Linked DNA regions of Homo sapiens: region 2 is linked to region 1. Evidence: read pairs that join two places in POLR2A ChIA-PET (ENCODE). Cell type or tissue: CD4-positive, alpha-beta T cell. All regions are shown on one strand. Links, peaks and the distances in the headings refer to the core of each region. The heading gives the core; the rest is flanking DNA.

Evidence for each region. Peaks named below come from ENCODE experiments on the same cell type or tissue, not always from the same donor. Only the 100,000 strongest peaks of a DNase experiment are listed, where the experiment ranks them.
Region 2: POLR2A ChIA-PET joins it to region 1 with 5 read pairs; 2 of 35 experiments call an interaction of 5 or more read pairs at or near these places.

The regions. Positions count from the first base shown.
Region 1 is chr1:100,937,325-100,947,348 of GRCh38, reverse strand. All of the region lies in intron 8 of SLC30A7 (solute carrier family 30 member 7), which reads right to left. It also overlaps the pseudogene HNRNPA1P68. Among named protein-coding and RNA genes, the nearest start is that of SLC30A7, 46 kb to the right of the region's middle. In CD4-positive, alpha-beta T cell, for the core only: no CTCF peak of the experiment used is centred there; no DNase peak of the experiment used is centred there; H3K27ac peaks cover 1,003 bases.
Region 2 is chr1:101,259,366-101,269,389 of GRCh38, reverse strand. No RefSeq gene overlaps it. Among named protein-coding and RNA genes, the nearest start is that of S1PR1, 27 kb to the right of the region's middle. RefSeq lists an enhancer at 8,832-10,024. In CD4-positive, alpha-beta T cell, for the core only: no CTCF peak of the experiment used is centred there; DNase peaks (open chromatin) are centred at 4,449 and 6,479; H3K4me3 peaks cover 931 bases; H3K27ac peaks cover 3,336 bases.

The DNA of each region.
Region 1 (10,024 bases), core at 1,015-9,014:
AAACTGAACAACCTGTTCCTGAATGACTACTGGGTAAATAATGAAATGAAGGCAGAAATAAAGATGTTCTTAGAAACCAATGAAAACAACGACACAATGTACCAGAATCTCTGGGACACATTTAAAGCAGTGTGCAGTGGGAAAATTATAGCACTAAAGGCTCACAAGAGAAATCTGGAAAGATCTAAAATCAATACCCTAATATCACAATTAAAATAACTAGAAAACCAAGAGCAAACAAATACAAAAGCTAGCAGAAGGCAAGAAATTCCTCTATGCAAATAAACTAGAAAATCTAGAAGAAATGGATAAATTCCTTGACACATACACCCTCCCAAGACTAAACGAGGAAGAAGTTGAATCTCTGAATAGACCAGTAACAAGCTCTGAAATTGAGGCAATAATTAACAGCCTACCAACCAAAAAAAGTCCAGGACCAGACAGATTCACAGCTGAATTCTACCAGAGGTACAAAGAAGAGCTGGTACCATTCCTTCTGAAACTATTCCAATCAATAGAAAAAGAGGGCATCCTCCCTAACTCATTTTATGAGGCCAGCATCATGCAGATACCAAAGCCCGGCAGAGACACTACAAAAAAAAGAAAATTTTGGAACAATATCTTTAATGAACATCGATGCAAAAATCCTCAATAAAATACTGGCAAACCAAATCCAGCAGCACATCAAAAAGCTTATCCACCATGATCAAGTGGGCTTCATCTCTGGGATGCAAGGCTGGTTCAACATATGCAAATCAATAAACGTAATCCATCACATAAACTGAACCAACTACAAAAACCACATGATTATCTCAAAAGATGCAGAAAAGGCCTTTGACAAAATTCAACAGGACTTAATGCTTAAAAACTCTCAAACTAGGGATTGATGGAATCTATCTCAAAATAATAAAAGCTATTTATCACAAACCCACAGCCAATATCATACTAAATGGGCAAAAACTGGAAGCATTTCCTTTGAAAACCGGCACAAGACAAGGATACCCCCTCTCACCACTCCTGTTCAACATAGTGTTGGAAGTTCTGGCCAGGGCAATCAGGCAAGAGAAAGAAAGAAACGGTATTCAATTAGGAAAAGAGGAAGTCAAATTGTCCCTGTTTGCAGATGACATGAATGTATATTTAGAAAACTCCCATCATCTCAGCCCAAAATCTCCTTAAGCTGATAAGCAACTTCAGCAAAGTCTCAGGATACAAAATCAATGTGCAAAAATCACAAGCATTCCTATACACCGATAACAGACAAAGAGAGAGCCAAATCATGAGTGAACTTCCATTCACAATTGCTTCAAAGAGAATAAAATACCTAGGAATCCAACTTACAGGGGATGTGAAGGACCTCTTCAAGGAGAACTACAAACCACTGCTCAATGAAATAAGAGGACACAAATGAATAGAAGAACATTTCATGCTTGTGGATAGGAAGAATCAATATCATGAAAATGGCCATACTGCCCAAGGTAATTTATAGATTCAATACCATTCCCATCAAGCTACCAAGGACTGTCTTCACAGAATTGGAAAAAACTACTTGAAAGTCCATATGGAACCAAAAAAGAGCCCGCATTGCCAAGACAATCCTAAGCAAAAAGAACAAAGCTGGAGGCATCACGTTACCTGACTTCAAACTATACTATGAGGCTACAGTAACCAAAATAGCATGCTACTGGTACCAAAACAGAGATATAGACCAATGGAACAGAACAGAGGCCCCAGAAATAATACCACACATCTACAACCATCTGATCTTTGACAAACCTGAAAAAAACAAGAAATGGGGAAAGGATTCCCTATTTAATAAATGGTGCTGGGAAAACTGGCTAGCCATATGTAGAAAGCTGAAACTGGATCCTTTCCTTACACCTTATACAAAAATTAATTCAAGATGGATTAAAGACTTAAATGTTAGACCTAAAACCATAAAACCCCTAGAAGAAAACCTAGGCAATACCATTCAGGACATAAGCATGGGCAAGGACTTCATGACTAAAACACCAAAAGCAATGGCAACAAAAGCCAAAAGAGACAAATGAGATCTAATTAAACTAAAGAGCTTCTGCACAGCAAAAGAAACTACCGTCAGAGTGAACAGGCAACCTACAGAATGGGAGAAAATTTTTGCAATCTACCCATCTGACAAAGGGCTAATATCCAGAATCTACAAAGAACTTAAAACAAATTTACAAGAAAAAAACAACCCCATCAAAAAGTGGGAGAAGGATATGAACAGACATTTCTCAAAAGAAGACATTTATGCAGCCAACGGACACATGAAAAAATGCTCATCATCACTGGCCATCAGAGAAATGCAAATCACAACCACAATGAGATACCATCTCATGCCAGTTAGAATGGCGATCATTAAAAAGTCAGGAAACAACAGATGTTGGAGAGGTTGTGGAGAAATAGGAACGCTTTTACACTGTTGGTGGGAGTGTAAATTAGTTCAACCATTGTGGAAGACTGTGGCGATTCCTCAAGGATCTAGAACTAGAAATACCACTTGACCCAGTGATCCCACAAAGGATTATAAATCATGCTACTATAAAGACACATGCACACGTATGTTTATTGTGGCACTATTCACAATAGCAGACTTGGAACCAACCCAAATGTCCATCAATGATAGACTGTATTAAGAAATTGTGGCACATATACACCGGGGAGTAGGGGGTGGGGGGAGGGATAGCATTAGGAGAAATACCTAATGTAAATGAGGAGTTGATGGGTGCAGCAAACCAACATGGCACATGCATACCTATTTAACAAACCTGCAAATTGTGCACATGTACCCTAGAACTTAAAGTATAACAAAATAAAAAATAAATAAATAAAAAAACTAAAGAACCAAAAGGAGCCAATTTTTTTTTCTTTTTGCAGCTAGTAAGTTAAAAAATCTCAATATGCTTTTCACGTTTTTGACTTACTTTTCTTTGAAGGGCTAAATATGTGGATGATTCCAAAGTCAAAAATATTTTAAAAACATATTCTGTCTGGGTATGGTGTCTCACACCTATAATCCCAGCACTTTGGGAGACTGAGGAGGGTGGATTTCTTGAGTCCAGGAGTTTGAGACCAGCCTGGACAACATGGCAAAACCCCATCTCTACAAAAATTAGCCAGGCGTGGTGGTGTGCACCTGTAGTCCTAGCTACTTGGGAGGCTGAAGTAGGAGGATGGCTTGAGGCCAGGAGGCAGATGCTGCAGAGACTGTGCCACTGCCCTCACTCTAGCCTGGGTGACAGAGCCAGACCCTGTCTCGAAAAAATATATAAATAAAATAAAATGAAAATTCAAAGTCTCACTTCTAATCCCTTTCCTCTGCCGAAAAGGTAACTATATTTGCTTTTGATTTATTCTTCCAGTGTTTCTTTTCAAAATTATATGAAAACATTTAGATTATATGCATGTCTCTTCTTCTTATATAAAAGGTAGCAGTGCTTTTATATAGTTTATGCTATAAACCTATATATCATGTGCTACATATTAAGTGCTATCTTGTTTTCTTAATAATATTCTTGAAAATCATACCACATTACCACATAAAGATCATCTTTATTCTCCTTTTTAAGGTTGCACAGAACTGCTTTACTGATGATGTAATATTACAAAATACATATTTGGTCTTTGACCCATTTCCTGATATACAGCTCTTAAAATCCTTGGACTCTCTAAAGTGATGTCTTTCTAATGAGTTGACTGATGGCTGGCAGCCTGTAGGTAGCTTCAGGATGTGGGCTGGTCATGCAGAAAGATCAAGGCATGATTAGAAAGATCCAGATAGGGAGAGCGGCTGAAGGTTAAGTTGATCACCAATGGCCAATTAATCAATCATGCCTATGTAATGAAGCCTCCATAAAAACCCAAAAGGACAGGGTTTGGGAAGCTTCCAGATAGCTGAAGACATGAAGTTTCCTGGAGTGTGGCTCACCTAGAAATGACATGGAAGCTCTATCCTTCCCCCATACCTCACCCCATGCATCTCTTCCTCTGTATCCTTTGTTATGTCCTTTATAATACGCTAGTAAACATGCTTCCCTGAGTTCTGTGAGCTGCTTTAGTAAATTAATCGAATCCAAGGAGGGGGTTGTGGGATCCCCAGTTTATAGCCGGTCAGTCAGAAGCACAGGCAAACTAACCTGGGGTTTGCAAATGGCATCAGAAGTGGGATCCCTCAACCTGTGAGATCTCACACTGTCTCCAGGCAGTGTCAGAATTGAACTGAATTAGAGGATACTCAGCTACTGTCTGCTGGAGAACTGATTGTGTGAAAATAAGTAATTCAAAATCTAAGCTGTTGGAACTTCAAAACATTTTGAGCCTTAAAGGAATGTGATTATAGGACCTCAGTCACGTAACAGGGAACTGTAACCACTGTTTCTCTGATTAGATTTGCCTTCTCTCTTACCCACATAGTTTTATAAAATGTTGTAAATGATTAAAGGGCACCTAGGCAGCCCCATTCTCTCTTCACTGTAGATTAACTGCCCTTTTACTTTTTTCATACACAGACTATCATGTCTAAGATGAAATGTTAAAAACACTCTTTTAAATTGAAAAGGAAATGAAAGCAAGCTGTAACTCATTAGATTGTTATAACTCATAAACCAGCCTTGCATAGAAAATGCTATAACCCTAATACATTTGTTTTCTGCCTGTATAAGCAAGAACTTAACTTTTAATTTGGGAGCACAGACTCCATTTCTCTGGAGTTTGTGTTTCCCAGATGGCCATTCTCAGCTTTTCACTTGAATAAAGCTAGACTCTGATTCTTTCGATTATTTCAGGTTAACACTTGCTTGGTGTCTGGGGAAAAAACCCCACACATTTCACAGAAGTCTACTGTGTTGATTGTTGCTGGGTGAGAGAACAGAAAAAGCACTTTGAGTGTTTTTTCCATAGAGATGGCCATTTGTGTTCTTTCCAATCTTTTGCTATTACAAATAAAGGCACAAAGAATGACTTTACAGATATGTTCTTTTATATTTTTTGCAAATTTGCCTTTGGGATATATTCCCAAAAGTGTGATTGCTTAATTAAAGGTATATGCATATTTAATTTTGCTAGACATTGCCCAATTCCTCTGAGTTAATACTATTCTCATTCCTATCAGCAAAGTATGAGAGTACCTATTTTACCCATAGCCTTGCCAAAAGATTATGCAAACCTTTGGACATTTATCTACTGATGGGTAAGAAGTGGTGTCTCAATGCAGTTTTAATTTCTATTTCTTCCTTATACGTTGAGCTAAACTACTCTTCTAAAAGTTGTTTGTGCTTCCTGCCAGAGGATGCCGTCAAGGAGGCATTGTTAAAATCTCTCTTCCCACTGCCGTCACGTCGCAGTCAGTTTTCTAAAGAGCCCGAATGGCTGTGGAAGCTCTTCATTTTCATTGGAGGGTTGGCTTTGAAACAAAGCTGAGGAAGATCTGAGGAGCCATTCCGAGCAATGGGGAACACTCACAGAGTGTGTGGTAATGGGAGATCCAAACACCAGGCACTCCAGGGGCCTTGGGTTTGTCACGTATGCCACTCCAGGGGCTTTGGGTTTGTCACGTATGCCACTGTGGAGGAGGTAGATGCAGTCATGAATGCAAAGCTACACAAGGTGGATGGAAGAGTTGTGGAACCAAAGAGAGCTGTCTCAAGAGAAGACTCTCAGAGACCAGTGCCCACTTAACTGTGAAAAAGATATTTGTTGCTGGCATTAAAGAGTATACTGAAGAACATCACCTAAGAGATTATTTTAAACAGTATGGAAAAACTGAAGTGATTGAAATCATGACTGACCAAGGCAATGGCAAGAAAAAAGGCTTTGCCTTTGTAAGCATGACTGTGGATAAGACTGTCATTCTGAAATACCATACTGTGAATGGCCACAATTGTGAAATTAGGGAAGCTGTGTCAAATCAAGAGATGCCTAGTGCTTCATCTAGCCGAAAAGGGTGAAGTGCTTCTGGAAACTTTGGTGGTGGTTGTGGAGGTGGTTTTGGTGGGAATGGCAATTTTGGTTGTGGTGGAAACTTTAGTGGTCATGGTGGCTTTGGTGGTAGCTCTGGTGGTGGTGGATATGGTGGCAGTGGGATGGTTAAAATGGATTTTGTAATAATGGAAGCAAATTTGGAGGTGCTGAAAGCTACAATGATCTTGGCAATTACAACAGTCTTCAAATTCTGAACCCATGAAGGAAGGAAACTTTGGTGGCAGAAGATCTGGCCCCTATGGTGGTGGAGGCAAATTCTTTTCTAAACTATGAAACCAAGGTGGCTGTGGCAGTTCCAATAGCTGCAGAAGCTATGGCAGTAGCAGATTTTAATTACTGCTAGGAAATAAAGTTTAGCAGGAGAGAAGAGCCAGAGAAGTGACAGGGAAACTACAGGTTACAACGGATTTGTGAATTCAGCCAAGCACAGTGGTGGCAGGGCCTAGCTGCTACAAAGAAGACATGTTTTAGACAGTATTTGTGTATATGGGCAAAAAACATGAAAACTATATTTGTGATTAATTATGTAACAATTAATAACAGGTTATCTTAGTTTATGTTCTGTGGAAAGTGTAAAACAGTCCACTGAAGGGTTTTAATATAAGATTTTATTTTTTGCATCCATGCTGTTGATTGCTAAATGTTATAGTCCGATCATGACACTGAATGTGTCTTTAAAAATAAATTAATTAATCACATTAAATTTGTATTTCTTTTCCTGTAACTTAAATAAACTTATACTTTTACCCAGTTTTCTATCAGGAAGTTAGTCTCTTAATTAAATTACATTTTTATTTTTAGAAGCTCTCTTTATATTAGAAATGTTAGTCCTTCATGATCTAAGTGGCCAATACTTACTCTAATTTATTGTGTCTTGTGACTTTCCTTATGATGCTTTCTTCTTATGCCAAAATTCTTCTTTTTAAAAATGTAGCTTAATTCATTAATCTTTTCTCTTACTGATTTTCTAGTTTTGAGCCACAGCTACCCCTTAATATTCTCATGCTACCGTAAATATTTCAGCCATGCCTTCTTTTAATACTAGCATGGTTTCATGTTTTACTTTTAAAACACTAACCCATTTGAAATGTTTCCGGGTATATAGTATAACATAGAGCTCTAAATTTATCTTTTTCCAAATGGCTATCCAGTTTTTAGGGAAGCCATCTTTTTTCCACTGATTTGAGGTGCTGTCTTTATCATTAGTAAGCCACTATATATATATAAACCCATCTCTGGACCTCCTAATCTGCTCCATTAGTCTTCTTGCTCTTTCAGGTATCTCATTATGTTCATTACAAAGGCTTTATATTTTACATCTTCTTTTCCAGGATTTACTTGGCTATTCCTCCTGTTTGTTTTTTCCTTATAAACTTTAAAATCAATTTTTACTACTTCCTCCTCAGAATAAAAGGACCTACTGGTATTTTTATTTGAATATTTTAAAACTTTTATAAATAAACACAAAAAGCATTGACATGTTGCTGTTTTTTTTTTTTTTAGACGGAGTCTCACTCTGTTGCCCAGGCTGGAGTGCAGTGGCACGATCTCAGCTCACTGCAAGCTCCACCTCCTGGGTTCATGCCATTCTCCTGCCTCAGCCTCTCAAGTAGCTGGGACTACAGGTGCCCACCACCATGCCCAGCTAATTTTTTGTATTTTTTTTTTTTTTTTTAAGTAGAGACAGGGTTTCACTGTGTTAGCCAGGTTGGTCTCGATCTCCTGACCTCGTGATCTGCCCACCCTGGCCTCCCAAAGTGCTGGGATTACAGGCGAGAGCCACCGCGCCCGGCCAGCTGATTCTTCAAAAATGTCATAGTTGACAAAAAAGGCTCTGTTCGAGTCGACTTCTGTGTTTTTTAAAGGGTTTAAATTCCTTGTGTAAATTTTACTCATTTAACCTCTACGTTATCTTTGTTGTTGCTACTGAAGAGGTGTCTTCTCTTTAATTACATCATTCAGTTGGAATTTGTTTATATATATAAAGAACATTGATTTTTGCATATCAATCTTATATCTGTAACTTTGCTAAATTGTCTGTCATAGTTTTCCCATCAACTTTCACGGGCTTTACAGACATATAATTATACACTTGGCATTAAAAAAACCATTGCTCCAATTTCTAAGTCTCAAATACTTTCTCTTGTTTAATGTTACTGGCTAATGATCACTAATACTATGTTAAATAGCAGAGGCAACAGAGAGAATCCTTGTCTAGTTCCCTATTTTGGTAGTAATGCCTCTAGTGTTACACCTTAAGAAAGGGATTTAGACTTTAGGGCTGTGATGCATGTAATTTATCATGTTAAGGAATTATCTATTGATTTACACATGGCCATAAACATGGGAACAACAGACTCTGCAGACTACTAGAGAGAGGAGGGAGTGGGGGATGGGCTGAAAAACTACCTATTGGGTACTATACTCTCTCTACCTGGGTGCAATATACCCATGTAACAATCCTGCACATGTACCCCTTCTATCTAAAATAAAAGCTGAAATTGAGAGACAGAGACATTATTCCAGGTAAGCCTGATTTAATCAGATGCAAAGCCCTTAACAGATAGACTGGAGCTCTCCCTGAGATCAGATGCTCTCTTGCTGACCTTGGAAAGGTAAGCTGCTATGTGTTACACAGCTATAATGAAACAAATTCTGCCAACAGCCATATAAGCTTGCAAGATGGTCCTGAGCCTCAGATGAAACTATGGCCCCAACCAACACTTCAGTTGCAGTCCTGTGAGACCCTGAACAGAGGAGACAACTAAGCTGTGCCCAGACTCTTGATCACAGAAACTGTGAGATAATAAATGAGCATTGTTTTAAGCTGGAAAAATTGTGGCAATGTGTTATGCAGCAACAGAAAACTAATACACATGGCAATTCTTCAGTCTAGTAAAAAGAAACAAGTAAGTTTAACGAAGTGTGATAGATGTTAGAAATGCTTAGGGGACAAAATAAAAAAACAGTTAATTCTATATAGTAGTTTACAACAGGCTTCACAAAGGAGATGCCCCTTGAGATGAATTTTATAAGAGGTATTCAAAAGGTAGACATTAGCTACCTATCAAAATCCCAGTGACATTTTTTTCTAGAAATAGAAAAATCTATCTTAAAATTCCTATGGGATCTCAAGAAACCCATAATAGTCAAAACAATCTTGAAAAAGAACAAGGTTGCAGGTCTCACACTTCCTAATTTCAAGTTACTACAAAGCAATAAAAACAGTGTGGCACTGACATAAAAACAGACATATAGACCACTGGGATAGAACAGACAGCCCAGAAATAAACTCTGACATACATGGTTAAATGGTTTTCAACATAGATGCCAAGGCAATTCAATGGGGAAAGGACAGACTTCTCAATAACTGGTGATGGGAAAACTGGATTTTTACATGCAAAAGAAGGAAGCTGGACCCTTACCTCACACCATATATAAAAATTAACTCAGAATAAAATGTAAGACCTAAAACTATAAAACTCTTAGAAGAAAACATAGGAGAAAGCTTCATGACATTGGTTTGGTTGATTTCTCAGATATGACACCAAAAGCTTAGGAAACAAAAGAAAAAACATGAAAATTAAGGCAAATCATGGAAAAAGAGAAAATATCTGCATATTATACATCTGATAAAGAGTTAATATCCAGAATATATAAAGAACACCCACAATTCAACAACAACAAACAATTTAAAAATGGACAAAGTATTTGAATAGACATTTTCCCAAAGATATACAAAATGGCCAATAAGTACAAGAAAAAATGTTCAACATCAGTAATCATTAGGGAAATGCAAATCAAAACAATAAGACCACTTGATACGCATTACGTTAATGGGTTTTCTGGTAGATAAAAACAGAAACAAAAAACAAAAATAAAAACAAAAACAAAACAAAACAGAAAATAACAAGTTTTGGAAAGCATGTGGAGAAATTACAACCCTTCTGCATTGTAGGTGAAAATGTAAACTGGTGTGGCAGCTATGGAAAAGAGCATGGCAGTTTCTCAAAAAATTAAAAAC
Region 2 (10,024 bases), core at 1,254-9,253, 320 kb before region 1:
CACACGTCTATAGTACCAGGTACTTAGGAGGCTGAGACGGGGGATCCCTTAAGCTCAGGAGTTTGAGGCTGCAGTGAGCTATGATCAGTGCCACTGCACTCCAGCCTGGGCAACAGAGTGAGAAGTCATCTCCACTAAAAAAAAAAAAAAAAAAAAAAAAAATTTATACTATTTCTACCTTAAATATTTGATAGAATTCATCATTGAAACTATCTGGGTCTATGAGATCAGCTACTTCTGGATGATGCGGTATGAGAGAAAAAAACATATTCATGGGCTCACTCCTGTGCCTCCTTCTTTGAAGTGGGTTCCCTGCTCAAATGCTGTGTTTGTGAGAGTCCAGGCCTAGATGTCAGTAATTCTGTAAGCCCCCTAGAGAGTGGTACTAGCTGAGATTTTGCATTCCTGGAACCAGTATTTATCTCTGTGAGAATGAAATTCTGACCGTTCCAGAATTTAATAGTTGATTTGGTGGCAAATCAACTACTTGGATAGAAGGGGCCCAAAGTAGCTGACTTGCCACCAAGTTACGGGTTGTCTTCCTGGAGGATCAGTGCCATATATTGCCATATTAGTGGTAGGCACATTGGTCTACGCCACTGAAAGTTTGAATATTCAAAAGAGGCAATAGCTATATCGAACCTGGTAAAAAGTCCATGCTGTTGACCTATACGTAGCTTCCATATCTGCCACTATAGCATTTCTTGTGCTGGTTGCAGGGTGGCCAATGACAAAGACTAGCTAACATCAACTGTCCAAATAATGTTAAATAATTGGTTGCTCAGTGCCTCTTTGCTGGTGGATGTGTGCAAGTGAGGGTTAACGTGTGATACAAAAATCTTTACACTTTATGCCCACTTTCATATTTCCTCTGCCTCCATATATCTACCTGAGACTTCCTTGTCTTCAGTCTTCTAGTCCTTTTCCTTCCAGCCCCCTTAACAGACAGTTAGGCCATTTTCCACTATCTAGGATTTTTCATATATTTTTGTTTCAGGCGACTTCTTTCACAAAAAGTGGATGACTCAGTATACTTACAACAGGTCTGCCCATTGGAAATTTCACTCTCCACTTTCAAGGCCAACTCGGATTGTACCTATAATACAGTCACTGTTTATAGTCAGCTTGCACACACATACTGAGACCAATCATTGACAAACCAAGATCATGCTTTTTCCTCCTCTATCAGCTGGTCGTATGAGACCCCTTATGTGGCCATAGGTGTAAGCTGGGAAATAAACACTTGTGCAACTACGGAGAGTGATGTACTGTATACTCATGCCCTCTGGTCATACTTGGGCTTAACCTCGGAAAAACTATTATGATGAACAGCAGCTGGGCCTGCTCTAATTTGTGATTTGGTAAGTCCCACCTCTGACATTTCCAGCAAATTTGGGGTCAGTCATGGGCCCGAATGACAGAACTGCTTGCACCACAGCCTTGCTTTAGTGGACAGCTTTTTCCTGCTCTGGGCCTCACTCAAAGCTAGTGGTACTTCTAGGTGTATAGTGTGTTATCTTATACACCCACAAATGAAAGATGCCTGTCACACACTGAGCTTCCTTCTTTGTGATAAGGGATGCAAGATGTGCCTCTTAATTTGAAGGGGATAGTCCAATGTTCCCCAGACTACTAGATCCATACAAACTACATCAAAGTGAGAGGTCAATAAATCTTCATAGTGTTTATCTTGCAAGTGTCTTATGAAGTCTTCTAGAGTATTATCCAGTCGGCATAATGTCATTGATGGAATGAATCAATATGACTTGTAGCGAAATTTCAAGAAGATCCAAATATCTTCAGATTATATTGTGGTAAAAGGAAGAGGGTCAGCATAGCCCTGGATCAAAGCTGCAGTTGAATATTACTCACATCACATGAATGCAAATTATCTCTAATCTTCTTTCTAATTGGAATAGAAAAGAATCCATTTCCCAAATCAATGACCACACACCACGTACCTGAAATCTCATTAACCTATTTTATCTCATTTATCTAGCAATAAAACCACATCCAGCACAGTAGCTACAACTGGGGCTATCACTTGTTTGAGCTGTGGTTTTCTGCTGTTATTCTCCAGAATCACCCAGTTTCTGCAGGATCCAGACTGGTGCTGCTAAATGAGGATATGAGAGTGAGTAGTGACCACCATCCCTGCATTTTTAGATCTTTAATAGTAGCATTAATCTCTGCTATTCCTCTACTCCAGGGTGCAATTTTTCTCCATTTGCTGCCTTGGCTGGGGGAAGGGGTGTATGGACGGTTTCAAGAGGTTTCCACTTGGCCTTCTCCACTATGATATGGCCTTCCCCACAGGTCAATGATACAAAGTGGGGTTCCTCTGACTGCCAGTATGTCAATCCTAGTTATGCACTTAGAGATTTGAGAAAGGATCACTGGGGGTGTCTATGGACCCACCGTAGCTAGAATTTACACAGGCATTTATTTGTTACCTGGCCTCATCAAACTCCAATCTCACGGGGGCAGAAGGAGGACCATGATGACACTGTGTCTCTGGAGATGAATCAAATTAGACAATGTGTCCTTTTTTTGGGGCAGGGACTTCTGAATTAAGATGATCCTTCAGTGCTATCCCAAGTTGAGGTGAGAGAGTGGTGCCTTTGTACCCCTACTGGATCAGTCATTAGGTGTTAGCTGCCCTGAAGAGGCCTTATCTCTGAATATGTTTGCCCAAGATTCCCAGCACCATAGCTATTAACTCCTTGTTCCTGAAGGGACATTTGGGCAATGGATCACAGTATCTACTACAGGAATGTCCTTAGAAACAATGTCTGTAAGAGAGTAAAAAAGCATGATTGGGCGGAGGGAGAAGTTGAAGTGTGATGCAGTTGTAACAGAGTCCTCAGCAAATCCAGGGAGCTCTGGAACTGGCATGACCCTTCAGAGTTGTCCTGAACTCTTGTACTCTTTGTACCAGAGTTTGTACTCTTGCTTCAACCAGCATTGAATGCAGGCTGCCCATCAAAAAGGGATATAAAGCCGGTTGCCGTGGCTCATGCCTGTAATCCCAGAACATCAGGAGGCTGAAGAGAGCAGAGATCATTTAAGGCCAGGAGTTCGAGACCAGCCTGGCCAACATGGTGAAACCCCATCTCTACTAAAAATACAAAAATAATCTGGGCATGGTGACACATGCCTGTAGTCCCAGCTACTCAAAAGGCTGAGGCACCAGAATCAGTCGAACCCTGGAGGCAGAGTTTGCACAGAGCTGAGATGGCACCGCTGCACTCCAGCCTGGGTGACCCTGTCTAAAAAAGAGTGAGACCCTGTTTAAAAAAAAAAAAAAAAGGAAAGAAAGAGAGAAGTAGAAAAAGAAAAAGGGATATATAATCTTAAACCGAGGACAATGCTCAAGGAGGGAATCCTTGTGAGCTGCCAACAGTCAATACTCTCAACAGTTGGGAAAATGAATGCCTTAGTCTTAGAGGGAGTCTCTGGGTGGTGTACCACAATCTCCATAACAGGAATCAGCAGCATATAGACACTAACTCATGCCATGAATACGGATGAGATCATTAGGGAGAAAATATGGAGAGTAAAGAGAAGAGCATCCAGAACCTAGCCCTAAATCAAACCAAACCAGTAGAAGTCAGTTAGAGGACAGCTGGCAAAAAGAGATGGAGAAAGAGCAATCAGCATGCTAGGAGAAAATCCAGGAGAACAAAGTGTAACTGAAGTCAGAAAAGATAGAATTATCTACCAAGTGGAATAATACTGAAGGGCTAACAAATAAAAGACAAAAAACATGTCCATTGTTTTGTCAATATGAAGTCCACTGGTAATTTTGAGCAAAAATTATTTTAGCAAATGCAATACACAGAAGCCAGATTACAGTGTGTTGAAGGATGAAATGGAGTTCAGGCAGTGAAGACAGCATACATATTTATACAACTTTTTTAGTTTTACTGTACAAGGGAACATAAAAATGGGGGGAGGTGGTAGCTGAAGGGAAATAAGGGTTTACAGAGGATTCTAGGTCTTTTTGTTTATTTATGCTTGCTTCTTAATTTGGTATCTATTAGAGTGTGTTTGTAGTTGGGGAAAGAGACGAATGATGGTGGAGAAAAAATAAGAGAAGAAATAGGGACAATATTTGGTTGATAGAACAACTCAGTCCCAGGACAGAATTGGAGAGGATAGCCTTTGGTAAGCACAAAACTATGACAAAAGAAGATGGGGAGAGATGCAGGCAAGATTGTTGATTTGATGGTGGAGAATGAAGAAATTCCCAACTGATGCCTTTTATTTTCTCAAAGAAATATAGTAGTCTTGGGTAGGCTCTGTTTTATGCATTGCAGATCTGTCTCCATCCTAAACTATGATGGCTCAAGGCTCTGGTTCTCATCATTACACAGGAAGAGAGAAACAAGGTGTGGCTCTGAAGAGCTGACAGCCACTTGGCACATGTCACTTCAGTTTTTTGCCTTCTTTCTTTTTACTTCCATTTACAGTCATGTGTGCCAGCTTTCAGACTGGTAAACAAAGGGTGGGGCTGAAGGTCAAAAGGTGATGAGATCTCAATCTGAACTTACTGGCGTGATCAGCTGTGCTTCCTCATTATAATCAGGAAATCCTGGAATGACCCATCCAGCAAGAGCGCATCTGGAGAGAGGGGGCAGGGTGTATGGTAAGGAAGGGAGGGGCTCATCTCCCTTTTCTAGGCTCAAAATGGATGGTCATTTCTTTCATTCATATCTGTGCATATATTCCTATAAATACATGCACATTCAATCTCTGCAATATTTTGTTTGCCCTTTAAGGCTCTGTTGTTTTTATGATCTCCTTCCCCACTAGAGGAGATTTCACTGAATTTATAGATGAGGTCTGTTGATTTACAGATAGAGCAAAGATAGTCAATATTCTGTCTTATGTCATAAAAGCATACAGATATTAGTGGTAAAACAAAGAAAATAAAGCAAAATATATTTCTTTTTTGTTTTCTGTTTGTTTCTTGAGAAAGGGTCTTGCTCTGTCACCCAGGCTGGAGTACAATGGTGTGAACATGGCTTACTGCAGCCTAGGCTTCCTACGCTCAAGACAGCCTCCTGCCTCAGCCTCCTATGTACCTGGGACTACCATTCAGGCTAATTTTTTTCTTTTTTATCTTTTTTTTTTTAATTAGAGACACGATCTTACTGTGTTGCCCAGGCTGGTATTGAACCCCTGGCCTCAAGTAATTCTCTTGCATTGGCCTCCTAAAGTGCTGGGATTATAGGTGTGAACCACAGTACCCAGACACAAGATACATTTCTTGACATGAAAAAATATTCCCAATATATTGCTCAGCAAGGAAAGTAGATTTTTTAAGTGGATATAGGCTGGGTGTGGTGGTTTACACCTGTAATCCCAACACTTTAGGAGGCTGAGGGGGGAGGATAGCTTGAGGCTAGGAGTTTGTGACCAGCCTGGGTAACATAGCAAGATCCCTTCTCTACAAAAAATTTAAAAAGTATTCAGTCTTGGTGGCATGCACCTGTAGCCCCAGCTACTCAGGAGACTGAGGCAGGAAGATCATTTGAACCCAGGAGTTCAAGATTGCTATGAGCTATGATTGTGCCACCACACTCCAGCCTGGGCAACAGAGAGAGACCCTGCCTCTCAAAAAAAAAAAAACAAAAGAGGGCCTGGCACGGTGGCCCACACCTGTAATCCCAGCACTTTGGGAGGCCAAGGTGAGTGGATCACTTGAGGTCAGGAGATCAAGAACATCCTGGCCAACATGGTGAAACCTCTCTCTACTAAAAATACAAAAATTAGCTGGGTGTGGTGGCGCACACCTGTAGTCCCAGCTACTTGGGAGGCTGAGGCAGGAGAATCGCTTGAACCTGGGAGGCGGAGGTTTCAGTGAGCTGAGATCACACCACTGCACTCCAGCCTGGCAACAGATCGAGATTCTGTCTCAAAACAAACAAACAAACAAACAAAAACAGATATACATATATATACAAATATACACTTTTAAATGGCTAACATCTCTTAAGTGATTATTATGTGCCAGTTATAATGTTAACTCTGGATATTGAAAATGAAGGTTACATTTTTTAGATTTTAGCAGTAGTTATTCATTTTTCTATATGCATTGCTTATGTAAATAAAAGTTAATTTTAGAGCCAATATCAGGTTGCTGGTAGACTTTGCCATTTACATGCAGATTCCATGGTTCCTCCTCCCCATTTGCAGCCTATAATTGTATCAGACATGAGGTTTGGGAGTTCTTTGCTCTAGCCTGACTGAAGCTTTTCTCTGCTCTTTAACACTTGCCATGGTTTTGGGGCTAAGTTTGGAATGCCCTGTAGAAGCTGATAATTTCCTGAGCTCCGTAATTTGCTAACAACAAATTTCATGTGTTCAGCAACATTAGCTTAATCTAATTCCTGTTCTCTTCTAAAAGAAGCTCCCGGGCTTCAGAGAGCATATGCATGGCTTCCCATTACTTCAGGGTTTGTGGCTTTGACCTCAGAAGTCTCTTAACTGCTTGAATGCCAGAAGCAGTTCCATCCTGTGACTGCTTGCTGTCAGAAAGAAGGCAATAAATGCCTCCTCCACACTCTTAATGGTCTCGTTTTCCACTCTACAACGTCTCTGTGTACAAGAAATAAAACTTCACCTTTTCTCTCTTATCAAGTCTGAGCCCAAGAGAGATTGTAAAAGTGTGCTCAGAGGAACCAAGTATGTTTTCACAACTTGTCTATCTTATTCCAATCAGGAAGTTACCCGACAACCGAATAACTGCTTTTTTTTTTTAACCCTACCCTTTGTCTTCTATAAACTGAGTTTCTTCTTAGGGAGTTAGCCTGCCTGCTAAACTCTGAAAACCATATGATTCGTTTTTAAGCCTGCTGACAATAACAGGCATATTGTTAAAATTGTTGGAAATCTTTGTCCTGATTTCCCTCTCTTGAAGTTGAAAATGATCTGAATGTTGGCATCCCACAGTTCCTATTAAACCTCCCTGTTTCCTTTGGAGATCACAGCTGAAGGAAGAGGGCTGGCAACACATCCCTAAAGGTGATGTTTTAAAAAGAGTAATCCAGGTGAACAAAAAAGGGACAGAAACCCACTATTATCATGTTTCCTGATTCGTCAAGGAGGCTTTCTGACTACCCTATTGGCTGATCTTTTGGATATTGTGCTATTTCGCCATAGTTTCCTAGGGAGTATTTTCCTGAACAACTAGTTACGCTTGTTTTACGTAACAGGAAAAGAATACTCTTTTTAATTCTAAACTTTTTTTTAATAATTCTAAACTTTTCTTTCTGAAAGCTACTTAAACTCTTAAAATAAGACCCTAATTTGAATTAAAAAGAAAAAAAAGTAAAAGTACAAGAAGACTCAATCAGAAACTAAATTGTTGTCTTTTATTTCCTAGCTTTTTTATCTGCTCCGCATCCCTGTTCCTGATTACTGATTTTCCCTGCAGTTATTTGGATCCAATTACCTCCACCAGTTAGTTGATTTTCCTCTATTTTAATCCAAAGGGCCATTATTGACCAAGGGCAGGGCTGGACCTCAGGAATGGGAGGCACAATGGTTAAAGCTAGGCCTTGATCACAACTAGAAAAATGACTCAGAATGCACGTCCTTTTCCAAGTGGGTTGGTGACCGCTTCTTTGTCTACAAAGGTCGGCATATTCACTGCATTCTTTTTCCTTTTCTCTTTTTTTTTCTTTTTCTAGGCAACTGTGGCAGGGGGAAATGGTATTTCTTCCAAAGAGTATAAAGCAGAATACTTGGGGAAAGGACCAGAAGCAGATTTGCCTGGACATCTCACTTTTCTGCTTGGTGGATCTTGAGAGTGAATAGTCTCAGCCACCATCTGAGATCTGTGCACCACCGCCTGTCACCTCAGGCTGATATCGTGATTGCTTTAAACGCTTAAGGATCACCTGCACACGTTGTTCTTCATGGGACCCATGAGTCAAATGACATGTACAGAGATACAGAGGCTATGTGAGTCAAGGATATCCCTATGTTTATACAAACAATTTCTTAAAATTTAACAGTTAATAAATATGACATATAGAAATTGATTATTATTAATACCTTATGCCCATCAATAGCTGCAGTATTGCACACTAATCAAATGGATTAGCAAGGATCATTTCTTCAAAGTGCCTCTGATATCACCAGTGAAAAGTTTCCTGAAAGTCACAGCAGCACAAGGGCAAAAAAAAAAAAAAAAAAAAAAAAAAAAACTCTATTTCAAAATGATAGAAACTCTAGGAACTAACATTGTTCTCTTTTAAGATAAAAGGATGTATCCCCATCCTCTGAAACAGGAACCTGTGAAATCTTTCTTTATTATGAGATAGGAAGCTCTAAAAGAATCCTCTTCATTTTCCCTTAGAGACAAACCAATCAAGGAAATCACAAGGAAGAAGGATATGTCAGTGTGAGATGAAAGAGATTAAATAAGCTTTAGTTTAGTTTATATAATTCTTTGAAGACACTCCTTCTTTTATTCCTTTCTCCTCTCTAATTCTTAAAATGCCAGCCCCATAACCACTCTGAATCATCATTTTAATCTGAGAGAAAGTTCACTTTGATTCCAGAGGATGCTGAGGAGTACTTCATATCAAATACCTATACATTCTTTAGGGAGAATTCATCTCTCTACATTCTCGAAGATACCCCCCACCATACACACACAGGAAAACACACATACATGTTCATGCCCACACACTCAGTCACTCACATTTTTTTTTCTTTAGTGAGTGCTTAATCAGGTTTTTCCTTGACCCACCCATTATCATTTAGCAAAACCTCAGAGAATAAAAAAAAAACAGCAGGGCTCTGTACACCACCTCCAAATGCCACAATGGCACAACTGTGACTGATGAATGAATTGTCCATCCTTGCACAGAAGTTGAAAGCAAACTCCAAAGAATCCTAGTTGTGATGGCCAGGATTTTAGAGATTAGAATTCCAGTACATTTTATTTTCGGTAACCTAATGGGGCAGAGCACTATGAGCAAGAATGCACAAAACAAAGCCAGAGACAGAGAAAAAATATGAACAAGAAAAGGGAGAAAATAAGGATAGATGGTAGCAGATGCTTTAAAATGGAAAATTAAATATGATATTTTAAATTAAGAATAATCTAAACAGAACAGGGGAAAATAATTTAGCCTGCAAGAACAAAACAGAGGCCAGGCATAGCTCATGCCTGTAATCCCAGTGCTTTGGGAGGCTGATGCTGGAGGATCACTGGAGCCAGGAGTTTGAGACCTGCCTAGCCAACACAGCAAGACTCTGTCTCTCAAAAGACATTTTTAAAACTCAAGAATGGAGGAGGAAGTGGTGAAATTAGCCTAGGGGGAAAAAAAAGAAGCTGGAACCAAAATAATATGGAGACCTTCACTGTTAGCAATTTTAAGTGGTTAAAATCTGTATTTTTTTTTCCATTTCCTGGCATGTAAAGTTCTCTTTACCAACACCAAGATCAAAATAAGTAGTCATCAGACCATTAGTCAGCACTTCTAATAGAATTGCATCAAGCATTAATCATCTCTGAAAAGGAGTTCCCCATTCTTCCCTTCAAAGTGATAGCTTTTAGACCAGTCATCATAAACTAAGTTTTGAATTTCATGTTCAAGGTTATTATAGGATAATTCAATTTACATAAAATCTTTACTCAAAAACCTACATTTCTGTTCATAATGATTTTCTTTTGTGGAATGGTCTTTAGGGCCAATGAAACCTAGATTCAAGTCCCTGTTCTGCCAATTACTAGTTCTGTATCCTTGAACACAGTTTTTAAAAACTTCCTTGAGCCTCGGTTTCTTGCTACACACAATGGTGATTCTAAGGATTAAATGAAAGAGGCAATATAAAAGGACCTTTCTCATCACTAGTATATAACAGGTGTTCAATAAATTACAGCAATGATTATCATCATAGTAAAGAATCAATATTCACATATATAATAAATGGATGAAAGAGAAAATCCTGGAAAAAGAGCTAAAGCCACAGGGGACTGTAAATGTACATATACGAACAAAGA